Regions from separate parts of the Homo sapiens genome. Here region 2 is linked to region 1. A link is a contact called in ENCODE Hi-C or POLR2A ChIA-PET data. All regions are on one chromosome and are shown on one strand. The core of a region is the stretch at or near the end of the contact, and the rest is flanking DNA. Distances in the headings are between cores, read along the strand shown.

Region 1 (7,310 bases), core at 2,656-5,155:
AAACTTAGTATTTAAAAGAGTACACAACCAGGCAGGGTGTGGTGGCTCACGCCTGTAATCCTAACACTTTGGGAGGCCAAGATGGGAGGATCACTTGAGGCCAGGAGTTCGAGACCAGCCTGGTCAACACAGCGAGACCCCAACTTTTTTTTTTTTTGAGACAGTTTCGCTCATCGCCCAGGCTGGAGTGCAATGGTGTGATCTCGGCTCACTGCAACCTCTGCCTCCCGAGTTCAAATGATTCTCCTGTCGCAGCCTCATGAAGTAGCTGGAATTAGATGCCCGCCACCCCGCCTAGCTAATTTTTTTGTATTTTTAGTAGAGATGGGGTTTTACCATGTTAGTCAGGCTGGTCTTGAACTCCTGACCTCAGGTGATCCACCCACCTCACCTTCCCAAAATGCTGGGATTACAGGCATGAGCCACCATGCCCGGCCAATGCCATCTATTAAAAAAACAAAGAAAAAGAGTACACAACCACAAAGCACTGGGCCAAATGCATTGTTTCCATGTTTGCAAGGATTTACCATAGAAATATTAGGTTGATGCAAAAATTAAATTTCCAGACTGCGAATTTTAAATCATTGTAACTACGCTAAAACATATTCTATTAATCAAAACAGGAACCATTACAATCAACACATTTTTGCCAATGAGAAATGTTTGTTTATTCCTGTAGCATAAAAATCCGTGCTTCAGGATTTGACGAACTCTTGGAAAGCATTTTCTGCACCATGCTGAAGTGTTTTCCCTGCAAAAAGTTGTCAAGATGCTAGCAGAAGTGGTAGTCAGTTGGCGAAAGGTCAGGTGAATATGGTGGATGAGGCAAAACTTTGTAGCCCAATTCCTTCAACTTTTGAAGCACTGGTTGTGCGACACGCAGTCAGGTGTTGTCGTGGAGAAGAATTGGGCCCTTTCTGTTGACCAATGCAGGCAGCAGGTATTGCAGTTTTCGGTGCATCTTACCAATTTGCTGAGCATACTTCTCAGATGTAATGGTTTCACCAGGATTCAGAAAACTGTAGTGGATCAGATGGGCAGCAGACCACCGAACAGTGACCATGACCTTTTTTTTGGTGCAAGTTTGGCTTTGGGAACTGCTTTGGAGCTGCCTCTTGGTCCAACCACTGAGCTGGTTGTTGTATAAAATTCACTTTTCATTACATGTCACAATCCGATTGAGAAATGGTTTGTTGTTGCGTAGCATAAAAGAAGACTACACTTCAAAACGATAGTTTTGATTTCCGCTCAGCTCATGAGGCACCCACTTATCAAGCTTTTTCACCTTTCCAATTTGCTTCGAATGCTGAACGACCCTAATGACCGTAGAATAGTCAACGCTGAGTTCTTCTGTAATTTTTCATGTAGTTCAATGATTGCTCTCAATTGGTCGTTGTCAACTTCCCATGGCCCATATCACGTTCCTCATCTTCAAGGCTCTCTTCCTTGCAAAACTTCTTAAGCCACCACTGCACTGTATGTTTGTTAGCAGTTCCTGGGCCAAATGTGTTACTGATGTTTTGAGTTGTCTTCGCTGCTTTATGAACCATTTTGAACTCGAATAAGAAAACTGCTCCAAATTTGCTTTTTATCTAACATCATTAGACAAAAAGCATATTCTAAAATAAACAGCAATAAGTCATTAGCAAAAAAATAAAGTGAGAAATGTGCATTAAAATGATCCACATTTATTTAAGAATGTATTCCAATATCAAACAGCAAATTTCAAAAATGCAAAAACGCAATTGCTTTTGCCTCTCAGGTACATCACTTGACCTTTCTAGTTCTCACCCACTTCACCCCTAAAATCGGAAAATCTTTCTGCAAGAAAAAAATTTGACCACATTCCCTTAAGGCCTCTTCCAATTTCAAGAGCTGTGCTTTACCATGACAAAACGAACCTAGCTCTTTTCCCAATTTTGCAACGTCAGAAAAAGGAGGAAGGGGAAATAGCTGTGTTTAAAACATTTTTTACCAAATAGAAATATTATAAGATTATGGAAAAAAAAATACTAAATGTTGGAGTCATCCTGATAAAAACCCAAATGGATACTGTGTGGGAAAAAAAGTTAACCCATCCATTCTGGAGTCAATATTTATTCTTAATAAGCAAGAAAACTGAAGAAAAAAAATCAGTATAAGATCTACAGCCTGTAGCCTAAACACTTCAGGGCATTTAGGATAAATAAGCGCCTGCACCTTCCCAGGCAAGTCAAAACCACGACATAAAACAGAGAAATATGTAAGGAAAACCTACAGCCCAAGAGTTTAAGAGCAAGACAGGCCAATTTCTTCAAATAAATTTAAGCAATGCTGCTAAAAGCTGCTTTACACATCCCTATTACCATGTACTACTTCCAAATTTCGAGGAGGAGGGGCATGGAATTACACAAGATCTGGATCGTATGTTTACTAAGAAACCAAAAATTATAGGTTCTGGGGCGTTTCAACATTTCACCTGAGATGGCCAGAACGGGCGCATCTTTAGACCTTTAAAACCTAAATTAAAAACTATCAGTACCGAGGAAGGGCCGAAGAGCTCAATACCCACCCAATACAACCCCCACTTCCGACCTACAGACGCTCTGCTGAGCGGCTGGGAGAATCCGTCGCGCCAGTCAGGGCCCGGCTTCTTCCAACAACAGACACTTTGCGAGCCTTCCAGAAGCCTTGGCTAAGCGAGAAGGCAGGGTGGAGGCCGCCACTGCGAGGACGGTCCCCACCCAGCTGCGAGGAGCTCGCGGTTCCCCAGAGGGGCGGGCCTGCGTCCGGGTAACCGTGCGCGACGTCCACGAGTTTTTAGGACGACCAGCCCTTCAGCCTCTAGGCCCCGACGCCTGCGCCATTTAAGCCACATATCCGCCCGCCCGGCCGCGGCCAAGGCCGGCGGCAGCTACGTAGCCGCCGCCGCCCGGGGCCCCACAGCCCACGGGCCGGATGGACCGAGCGCCGGCTGCGGCGTTCCGGTGCGCGCGCGCGCCTCAGCCAATCGCGTTCTCGCCCGCCCCCCGCCGCGGCGGCGAGGCTGGCGCTGGGAAGAGGAAGAAGAACATTCGCCCTCCTCCTACCAGCGCGCGGGCGGCGGCGGCGGCGGCACCGGGGTCACGAACTCTGACCTTTCACTGACAAAAACAATAACAAACCCCCCCTTCTCCGCGACCCCGGCGGCGCCCCCGGGCCCGTCCCCGCCACCCCGCTCCCACCTCGGCGTCTCGTCTCTCGCCCGCTGCCCCGCGAGCCCGCGGCCCCCGGGCTCCCGCCATCCGCCGACACCGGGAGCCCGGGCTCCCCGCGCCCTGCCCTCCGCGCCGGGGGCCGCCCGCCGCAGACACGGGACCCGCTTCGAGGCCGCTTTGGCGCCAAATCCTGAGGTAAAATTGAAAGAGGGTCGGGCGGGCTCGGGCCGGCGGCGGAGGGGGCGGGCCTGGCGCGCGGACATGGAGGCGCCGCGGCGGCGGCTGAACCCGACCCTTTTACCTTTGCCACGGGGTGGCGGCGGCGGCGCCCGGCGCTTTGCATAGTGGGCCGGGCCGCTCCCCTCCCCTCCCCGCCCGCGGCCGGGCGAAGCGAGCGGGTTCCCCCTGACCGGCCCGGCCGGCGCAAGGGTGGGGGTGGAGGGGGAATGGCCGCGGCCCCGCCTTATAGTTGGCCCTCCGCCAGCGCCGCCATTTTGTTCTCGACGGAGATGGCTCCGGCTGGGCGGGCTCCCTTCCTCCTTATCCTCCTCCTCCTCCCGCCTGCAGTCCCTTCTTCCTTCTCTGCCGGGATTTTCACCCCTCCGCTTCTAGTCCGCCTTTGGCGGCCGTCGCAGCCCAACCGCCGTTTTTTCTGAAGGGGAGGGTAAAAGAAAAGGAGGAAGGCGGGTGCGAGGCGCGACCTCGTGAGCGACGGATGGGCTGGCTAATTGGCGCCCAGATAGGAGGGCCGGGGCCTGTGGCACCGCCCCCCTAAGCTTTGCTGATTGGCTGAGGCGGAAGAGGGTGGTCCTTATGGGGCGCGGGAGCCCTGGCGGGGCGGGAGTAGAGGCCGGGGCGAAGAGTGGGGCCGGGTCGGCGGGGGCGGGGCCGGGGGCGGGGCGCGAGGGGCGCGGCCGGGTGGAGAGGCCGGCGCCTGGTCTTGGGTCAGCAGGTGGGCTGCTTCCCTCCGCCTGGAACGCGTCTCGAATGAGTACTGAGGAACAATAGTAATAAAGGTGATGAAGCATTTCGAGTCCACGATGCGCTCTCGTGGGAAGAGGTTTTCGGAACCAGGACACTTTTCAGGGCTCCTGCTCGTTATTTCGCAGCGGCCTTGGCGAATCCCCTAATGAGGCTCAATTTTATCGACTGTAAATGGGGGGCATGCGCATTCTTGCCAGGCCGGACCTCCCTTCTGAGCATTGTTTGTGGGGCTCTACTCAGAAAATGGAGGCAACGCTACTTTGCGAGCTTCAGAGTCACTTGAAAATGGTGTTATTGTTAAAAATGGGATTACAGCCACCAGGAGAGGCAAGCGTTAAGGGTATTTGGGGTTTGAGAGAGCACAATTCGGGAGTGATTCTCTTCTCATTCGTTCGCTGAATACATGTTGACTTAGTTTTTTAGGCACTGGGGACACATCTGGAGAACCAGCTGTACAAGACCCCTGCCCTCACTAGAGTTGGGGGCTGGGGGGTGAATAGACAAATAATTCCAGAGAGTCATAAGTTCTGTGAAAGAAAAGAAGCCAAATGACCTGCTGAAGAAGACCTGAGGCGTTAATTTAGATGGAATGGTCAGGGTGGCCTCTCTGAGTAAGTGATGTTTGAACAGAGGAACCCAAGGGAGGAATGGCATTCCAGACAGGACATCCCGTGTAACGGCCCTGGAGGAAGAGCATTTGATGTGATCGAGAACTGGCTGCTTGTGGCTGGAGAGTTGGTTGGAACTAGTAATTGTCCATTATCCCACTTTGTTTCCAAGCCAAAGGCTGTGAAATATAGCAACGGTAGTGAGGAACAAATCTTCAATGTAATAAGAAAGTCGAGGAAAATACAGCCTTCATATGAATTACTGATGAATACATGACTTGGGAGGAGGGCCTCAGAAACTCACTTTACTTCCAGATTCAAATCCTTCGTCAGCCTCTTATATACATTTTCAGTTCATCAAGTATTTCCTGAGTGCTACGAATACTCCAGGCACTATGTGCTAGGCTGGGAATACAAAAAAGTAAGACACTGGTCCTCAAACATGTGAATATGATTTATTTATTTATTTATTTATTTTTTGAGACCAAGGTCTCACTCTGTCGCCCAGGCTGGAGTTGAATATAATTCTCTGTGTGTGAGTTCTCTCTTTCTCTCTCTCGAGATAGAGATATTTATACACATACATACACAGACATAAAATGTTTTAGTGTTGTGGTTAGCAACTCCCCAACTTTTACTAGCAGTGTGATTTTGTGTAAGCTACCTTTCCTAGCCTCACTGTCCTCATCTGGACAATAATAGAGCCTTCCTTCCTGAACTGAAGATTAGATGAGTTAATGTAAATAATAGAGCTTAGAAAAGTGCCTGACATGTAGCAAATACTGTGTAAATAGAGTTATTGTTGTCATTATGAACTACTGGTATAGACATTGGACTAATTAAGTGATATAAATAATGAAATTTTTATGCAGTGTGGTGTAGGGGCAAAAACAATAGATTCGAACACCGAGATTCTAGTTTTGGCTCTGTGCTTGCAGCTAGTTACATGGCATCCAGGACAAAAGTTTGGAAAACAAAATAATGGAACTAAATAGTACTAACCAAAGTATAGGGTGCTTTATGATTTACAGAACTCTCTTACAGGCAGTATGTTGTTCAGGCGCCACTAGAACCCACGTAATGGCAGAGGCTTCCTGTTCCATGTTTAAAAACCTTTCCAAGGCTTTTCATTATTTTCTTATCTGTGGTACCCCTAGCTTCCTGTGCTCTAGACACACTGGCCTACCTTCAACTTCCTTGACCAGTGTAGCTTACAGTGTAAGCTTACCCCCCACCCCCACCCTACCTCAGATATTGGCTCAAGCATCACTTCTTCAGGGAAGTCCTAATTCCCATTGCCAGTCTAAATCAGATTCTTTTTATTCTTTTCTTTATAATCTTTATCTCACTTTATAATTACACACTCTATTATGTGATTATTTGATTAATGTCTGTCCTTACCACACTGTAAGCTGTGAGAGCAGGAATACATTTTGTTTACCATTACTTATCCAGCACTTAGAAGAGTGCCTGGCACTATTTGTTGAATGAATTGTTGATAATTTATGATGTCACTGATAACTAAGTTGCTGTACATTGATGGATACCTTTTGTGTGAGCCTCTTTGGCAATTCAGATAGCACTGCCAGCAATAATAAGCCTGTTACGGTATTTGGTTGAATTTAGCAAGTGATTTCTGACAGATATGCCACTTTCTGGAGACATAAATATGGATAAAATGACCCATTTCAATAGTTTTTCCCACTCATTTTTTTATGATTGAATTACAAGTTTAAGTGCATGAAAGTTAATAAGTTCATATGTGAAGAAATAAATAGCCCAAACATAACTTATGTTATTTACTTTAGCTGAAGAAACGAAGCACTAAGCTACCATGATTTTCTTGAAATCAAATATTCTGATTTTTGTCTCACCATCACAGGGGATTGGAGAGAAGGAACAAGCCTCCAGTGGGTTCACAGGGAATTGGGAGTTGAAAGTCTCTGTAGCCATTAATTCGGGATATTTATCTTTCTAAAGATAAATTGATTCATTTAATGAAATTATTGAAAATCACCTTTTAATTGCTTTACCAAGGTTAAAAGCAAATTTTGTTAAGTATACATCAAGTTTCTACTCGAAAGTGTGGTAAATAAAACATTTGTATTAACTTATTTTATATTGTAAAACTTTTAAAATAAGATATTGTTATGGTATTTTAAAAATAATAATAGTTTAACTGTTTATTTTTGGGTTTTTTTTTCTGTCTTGCTCAAAGATTTTTGGTATCACTTGTTCAATTCCTTAAGCTAATTACTCAGGGTAACCAAAGAACTGCTAGTTTAGTAAAACAGCTATATGTTGTCTTACATCGTTAAGTTATTTATTGCTTTCAGTAGTTGTATTCACAGTGACTTTTAAGTTTTGTTTCGTGATCATTCTTTTATAGAAAATCCCTGTGCGTAACAACCTCCTCACTTTATGAGGATGGCTGGAAGTTTTTTTTGTGTGTTTTTTTTTGTTTTTGGGAGTCTCGCTCTGTCACCCAGGCTGGAGTGCAGTGGTGCGATCTCGGCTCACTGCAAGCTCTGCCTCCTGGGTT
Region 2 (6,426 bases), core at 3,205-5,704, 5.6 Mb before region 1:
ATAATGTCAGATCCTACAGGTTAAGGGTTCAGTCTCCAAGACTATCCCCACCTCAGATATCAGTTGCAAGTTTGGGTCTCCAGAACTTCTGACCAACAGGCTTTAAGTTGGGGTTTCCATGACCCCCTCTTTGGGTTCAATTGATTTGCTGGAGCGGCTCACAGAACCCAGTGTAACACATATTTTCTGGTTTATTACAAAAGATATTACAAAGGATACAGATGAAGAGATGCATAGGGCAAGGGATAGGGGAAAGGACACCCATCAGAGGGCCCTTGGCCCTCTGAAGGTTTACTGAAAAATCTACTCACAAGAAGGCAGATTAATAAAAGAAGAGGTATACAAATTTATTAAACCATGTACACAGGGAGAATCACAGAGTGATTGCCCAATATCCCAATGGGGTTCAGAAGCTTAACACCATCTTGAGGTTACAGAAAGAACACGGACTTGGATCCTGGCAAAACAGATTATGGTGGGGGGATATAAATTCTATTTAGGGGCAATAAATGGTTACTAGGGAGAATGATTGGATGGGGAACAGAAATTAATTCATTAATAGTTCTCTTTGGAACTTAAATGATCCTCAGGGACAGTCATGATCTTATAAAAGGGTCCGTTCAGGTACATTCTTGGTCTTCTTTCCTGTAATGGATAATGAGACAAGGAGGGGAGCAACTGTTCTCCTTGGAGGGTCCATACTATCTTTATGTAGATAGGGAAAAAGTCTCTTCCAACTTGATACCTAAGAGTTTTTAACTCAAAATCCTCATTATACCAGGGAGCCATATTTTGGGATAAAATTCCCTGCACTCCCTCTGACCTTTCATGAAGACTTCATTGGTTGCTCATGATTGAAGCATGGACAACCATGCTCATGATTGAGGCATGGACAACCATATCAAAAAGTGATTGGACAAAAAAATACATGCTCTAAACCCAGCAAGGTCTGTCTATTCAGATGCCTCTTGGCCTCTCTGTGCAGCATTCCTTCCTCCAGGATATGGGGTAGGGCCCTCTCTGGAATAGATGCCTTACGACCACAATCAGATTAGAGTCTTGCCAAGTAGGCAGGTGAAAGGAGGGCAAGAGAAGGTCAGAGAAAGAGATTCTGTTTACTGCAAAATGGGCTAGGAAAGTTATGAGCTAGGAACTGTGGATGAAAACCAATGTATCATATCACAGTATTCCATTCCTTTTTATGACCAAATAATATTCTACTCTATAGATATAACACACTTGTTTGTCTATTCATTAGCTGATGAACATTTGGGTTGTTTCTACTTTTTGACTAAATCAATAAGGCCGCTAGGCACATTTGTGTACAAGTTGTTGTTTTTGTTGTTTAGAGATGGGAACGCTCTCTGTTGCCCAGGCTGGAGTACAGTGGTGCAATCATAGTTCACTACAGACTCGAACTCCTGGGCCCAAGCAATCCTCCCATGTCAGCCTCTTCAGTGTCTGGTACCACAGATGAGTGCCACCACACCCAGCTACTTTCTAAATTTTTTGTAGAGACAGGTCTCCCTATGTTGTCCAGGCTGGTCTCAAACTCTTGGGCTCAAGCAATCTTCCCGCCTCTGCCTCCCAAATTGCTAGAATTACAGGCATGAGCCAGCATGCCCAGTTTGTGTACAAGTTTTTGTTTGAACACTTGTTTTCAGTCTTCTTGGGTATAAAGCTATTACAGATGTTCCTTGACTTACAATGGGATTATATCCCAATAAACCCACCATACGCAGAAAATAGTGTAAGTTAAAAATGCATTATAACCCATCAGCCCATTGTAAAGTCAAAAAATTGTAAGTCAAACCATCCTAAGTCAGAAAGCATCTGTAGTGGAATTGGTGAGTAATGTGTTCTATGTTTAATTTTTTGACGAAAGGCTAAATTGTTTTCCAATGGACGTGTATTAGTCCATTTTCACACTGCTGATAGAGACATACCCAAGACTGGGCAATTTGCAAAAGAAAGAGGTTTAATGGATTTACAGTTCCATGTGGCTACGGAGGCCTCACAATCATGGTGGAAGGTGAAAGGCACTTCTTACATGGCGGCAGCAAGAAAGAGAATGGGAGAAGCGGAAGTGGAAACCTCTTATCAAACCATCAGATCTTGTGAGACTTATTCACTACCACAAGAACAGTATGCAGGGAATCACCCCCATGATTCAATCATCTCCCACTGGGTCCCTCCCACAATATATGGGAATTATGGGAGTATACTTCAAGATGAAATTTAGGTGGAGTCACAGAGCTAAAACATACCAGGGCATATATCATTTTGTATTTTCATCAGCAATGTATAAGTGCTCCATTGCCCCACATACTCATTAGAACTTGGAACTGTTGATTTTTTGTTTTTTACTTTTAGTCATTTTGATGAGTATCCCATTGTGATTAATTTGCAATTCCCTAATGACTAATGATGTTCAGCATCTTTTCATGTGCTTATTGGCCATTTGTCCATCTTTTGGAGAAATATCTATTCAAGCCCTTTACATATTTTTCATTTTATTTTTGAGACAAGGTCTCACTCTGTCACCTGGGCTGAAGTGCAGTGATGTGATCATAACTCATTACAGCCTCAACCTCCCCAGCTCAAGCTATTCTCCTGTCTCAGCCTCCCGAGTAGCTGGGACTACAGGTGAGTGTCACCATGCCTAGCTAATTTTTGTCATTTTTTTGTAGCGACAGAGTTTTGCCATGTTGCCAGAGCTAGTCTCAAACTCTGAGCTCAAGCGAGCCACTCACCTCAGCCTCCCAAAGCGCTGGGACTACAGGCATGAACCACCACTCCCAGCCCCTTTGCACATTTATAAATTGTGTTCTTTTTGGTTTTGTTTTGTTTTAAATTCGGTTTATCTTTTTGTTGTTGGGTTCCTTTCACAATAAGTTAACTTTTGTCAACTGAAAAATAAAAATAAAATTCTATGCCCCCCAACTGACTGAACAGGCCCTCTCTTGGCCAAGGAGACCCTAGAAAAAACTTGGAAGCTGAGTTCCTACTCATGACAGGATGGGAAGTCGGACACACCTCTTTATAACCCCTCCCTCTATAATCGCCATTAGATTTTCTTTCCTAAGGGTTAAACAGAAACCAGCCCTTTTGAAAGACTCACTCCACCAGCCTGATGCTGACCCTCCCATTTGCAGTTTCAATAGAACAACCGACTAGCATTCCTTCCTGATAAGAGATCACCCACCATCCAGGGAGTGGTTCTGGCCAGTCGACAGAGGACGTGCAGTGAGGGTTTTCACATCCCCTGCTTCACCTTTTGAAGTCAAGCGGTAGAAAACTCTACCCTTGGATCATGCTAAGGCCACCATTTTTTAAACATGGGATCCACAGAGAGGCATGAAGCTCAACTGCACATGCACAAATTGCTCCTTTCATAAATATTCGTGACCCCTCTTACAGTTTATTTAACATGTATATTTGGCCACTGTGTTTAGCATAAATCCCTGTCTTATTCTTCCAACCCTGGAAGTGCCTGTTTTTGGCTTCTGACTGGAAGCTAGGCTTCCCAGTCTGTCAAAATGGCTACCATGCAGGTTCAACTCTTTTTTTTTTTTTTTTTTTTTTTTTTTGAGATGATGTCTTGCTCCCAGACTGGAGTGCAGTGGCACAATCTTGGCTCTCTGCAACCTCTGCCTCCTGGGTAAGCAACTCTTCTGCTTCATCTTCCCAAGTAGCTAGGACTACAGGTGCAGGCCACCACATCCAGCTAACTTTTGTATTTTTAGTAGAGATGGAGTTTCACCATGTTGGCCAGCCTGGCCTCAAACTCCTGACCTCAAGTGATCCACCCGCCTCAGCCTCCCAAAGTGCTGGGATTACAGGCATGAGCCACTGTGCCCGGCCAGGTTCAACCCTTTATGAGAAATAAAGTTCATCTGATTGGGCACAGTGGCTCATGCCTGTAATCCCAGCACTTTAGGAGGGCTAGACAGAAGAATCACTTGAACCCAGATGTTCGAGACCAGCTTAGGCAACATAGTGAGCCCCACTATTTCTATTTTTTTTAAACTAAAGAAAAATATGAAGTAAACAGTGCTAAAATAGTGATGGCAATACAGAAATCAGGAACTAGTGGCATGACATTTTGAGAAAGATATTTAAATAAGCTGGAGAGACTCGGTGTCTCCAGCTTTAAAACAGAAATCAGTCTCTGCCACTTCATAGGTGCTAGAACAAAAGAGACTTGTTCCAAATGAGATGACGCATGTGAAGCGCTTACCCAGTGCTCGGCAAGGGGAAGCACTCTCTAAACGTTAGCAAATACCATGGTAGGACACAAGGCCCCTGACTCTCCGCTTTCAGCTTACTGAAGATCCTCAAAACCAACAGCACACAGCTTCCAGCGCATGCTCCTTTCCCCAAGACCTTGTGGGGGAACCCGCCGCCAGCGCGGAGCCACCGTGACTCGTAGCCTGACTTCCGTTTCCGGGGGCGGCTTCCGGCGGCGTGACCTGACCGCAAGAGGCCAATGGAGTGTGGGAGCTGAAAGGGTCTTCGCTGGCGGCCGGTAACTGGCGGCGGTTGGGAACGGCCGAGTGTGGCTCTTCTGGTGTTTCAGCTTGGGGAGAGAGGGGTGGCCTTCCTCTTGCAGTTGAGGCCGGCGCCGAGCCGGACTTCAGGCGGATCTCGTGGCGGAGCCCATCTTGCTCCCTCTCCCAGGCCTTTACCCGCTCCCTAGGATTCCCGGGCCCTGTAGGTGGGAGTTGGGAGACGTGAGTTCTCTTTCATTCTGCGCCTCTCATTGGCTCTCTGACCTTGTGCGGAACGCGTCCTTTAGCTGACCTCAGCTGCATTTTTTAGAAGATGGAGATTGTATTCACAGTGACTGTCAGCTTTTTAACGGCGGGAACTGACGTAGTGTTAAACACTGTCGTGTATCGCTGGCACAGCACAAGGACATTATAGGTATTCTGTACTCAATTAAGTTATTTTGAGTCACAGACCTTTTGAAAATCTCGTGTAAGCTATGGCCCCTCCACCTCTCTAATACTTCCCCCGGCCCCCACCCCAAGCACACACAAAAGCTTATGCATAGGAAATTTGTTTTACTATTTCGGATTACTTCCAAGATCTCTCTCCTGATGCCCATCTATGGATCCCAGAGTCTGGCAAGTAGTAGGCGTTTGAACATTTGTAATCATTAGATAGTAAGTATTCAGTTAACCATTTTTATTTTTAATTTTTTCTTTTTTTTTTTTTTTTTTTTTGAGACAGGGCCTCACTGTGTCACCCAGGCTGGAGTGCAGTCCTCCCACCTCAGCCTCCCAAGTAGCTGGACTCCAGGCGCCCACCACCACGCCCAGCTATTTTTTGTGTTTTTGGTAGAGATGAGATTTTGCCATCTTACGCAGATTGGTCTCGAACTCTTGGCCTCAAGCAATCTACTCACCTCAGCTCCCTAAAGTGCTGGGATTACAGGCATGAGCCAGTGTGCCCAGCCCAGTTAATCATTTTTAAATGCATGAAATGCTATTTCACAGGAGGGAAGAAGATAGATAGCCTATTAATAAGTTTTAATTATTGGCCTAACCAGGTACTACTCTCACTTGTCTCCTAACGACTCTAGGAAAGAGGTATTACTAATTACTTAATTACATTTGAAGGTTTGGGAGAATTAATTTGCCATAAGTCATTCAACCTATGATGGTGGAGGCAAGAATTCAAACCTGTATCTATCTGAAACTCCAAAAGCCCCATATTATTATTATTATTATTATTTATTTTATTTATTTATTTATTTTTTTGAGACAGAGTCTTGTTCTGTTACCCCAGCCGGAGTGCAGTGGCATGATCTCAGCTCACTGCAATCTCCACCTCCCGGATTCAAGCAATTCTCCTCCCTCAGCCTCCCAAGTAGCTGGGATTACAGGCTCCCACCACCACACCTGGCTAATGTTTGTATTTTTAGTAGAGACGGGGTTTCACCATGTGGGCCAGGCTGGTCTTGAACTCCTGACCTCAGGCAATCTGCCCGCCTCGGCCTCCCAAAGTGCTGGGATTACAGGTGTGAGCCACCACGCCCAGCCAAGCCCTATATTCTTAACTAACCATGTTCTTAACATCTAGATGCAGAAATGGATTTGAATGTGATCTGCAGTTTCTGTCGTAGTTATGAAATGGCTTTTGTCAACATGGGTTACCCCAAAGCAAACATTGCATGCTATGGAAATACTTCTTGTCTCTTTTTCTCCCATGGTATCTGTATTGCTTCTTTAATAATAACATCATGTTTTACAGCCTGCACTCTGTGCCCATGTTTATTCAACCCTTTTTACTTTGGTGACTGTTTATCAGATGTGTTGCCTTGTTCTTCCTGCCCTCCAGAGCCCATGTTTTTAATTATAACTGAAATATGAGATGATAATATTTGGGCTTTATTTCTTTTTCTTTTAAAGGACAGTACTG

Evidence for each region. A loop is a pair of places that touch in the nucleus more often than their neighbours do. ChIA-PET counts read pairs that join two places held with the same protein, here RNA polymerase II (POLR2A). Pooled maps may share reads with other maps.
Region 2: a map of ascending aorta shows a loop between it and region 1 (13-fold over the local background). The contact joins the promoter of THUMPD3 here to the promoter of FGD5-AS1 in region 1. A Hi-C loop is called at or near these places in 1 of 168 maps with a recorded cell type or tissue (ascending aorta) and 3 of 50 pooled maps. POLR2A ChIA-PET finds 5 or more read pairs at or near these places in 1 of 52 experiments (activated T-cell).

What each region holds. Positions count from the first base shown.
Region 1 is chr3:14,944,536-14,951,845 of GRCh38, forward strand. FGD5-AS1 (FGD5 antisense RNA 1) reads right to left here and starts at 3,906. Exons shown (of 2, transcript NR_046251.1): 1 at 3,478-3,906; 2 at 1-1,619. NR2C2 (nuclear receptor subfamily 2 group C member 2) reads left to right here and starts at 3,048. Exons shown (of 14, transcript NM_001291694.2): 1 at 3,048-3,371. RefSeq lists enhancers at 2,199-2,888, 3,577-4,264, 3,711-3,910, 4,265-4,952 and silencers at 2,671-3,100, 3,151-3,220, 3,241-3,660, 4,051-4,110.
Region 2 is chr3:9,358,600-9,365,025 of GRCh38, forward strand. THUMPD3 (THUMP domain 3 tRNA guanosine methyltransferase) reads left to right here and starts at 4,455. Exons shown (of 10, transcript NM_001114092.2): 1 at 4,455-4,528; 2 at 6,417-6,426. It also overlaps a transcript of SRGAP3 not described here. RefSeq lists enhancers at 4,185-4,394, 4,615-4,674, 4,745-4,824, 4,845-4,904.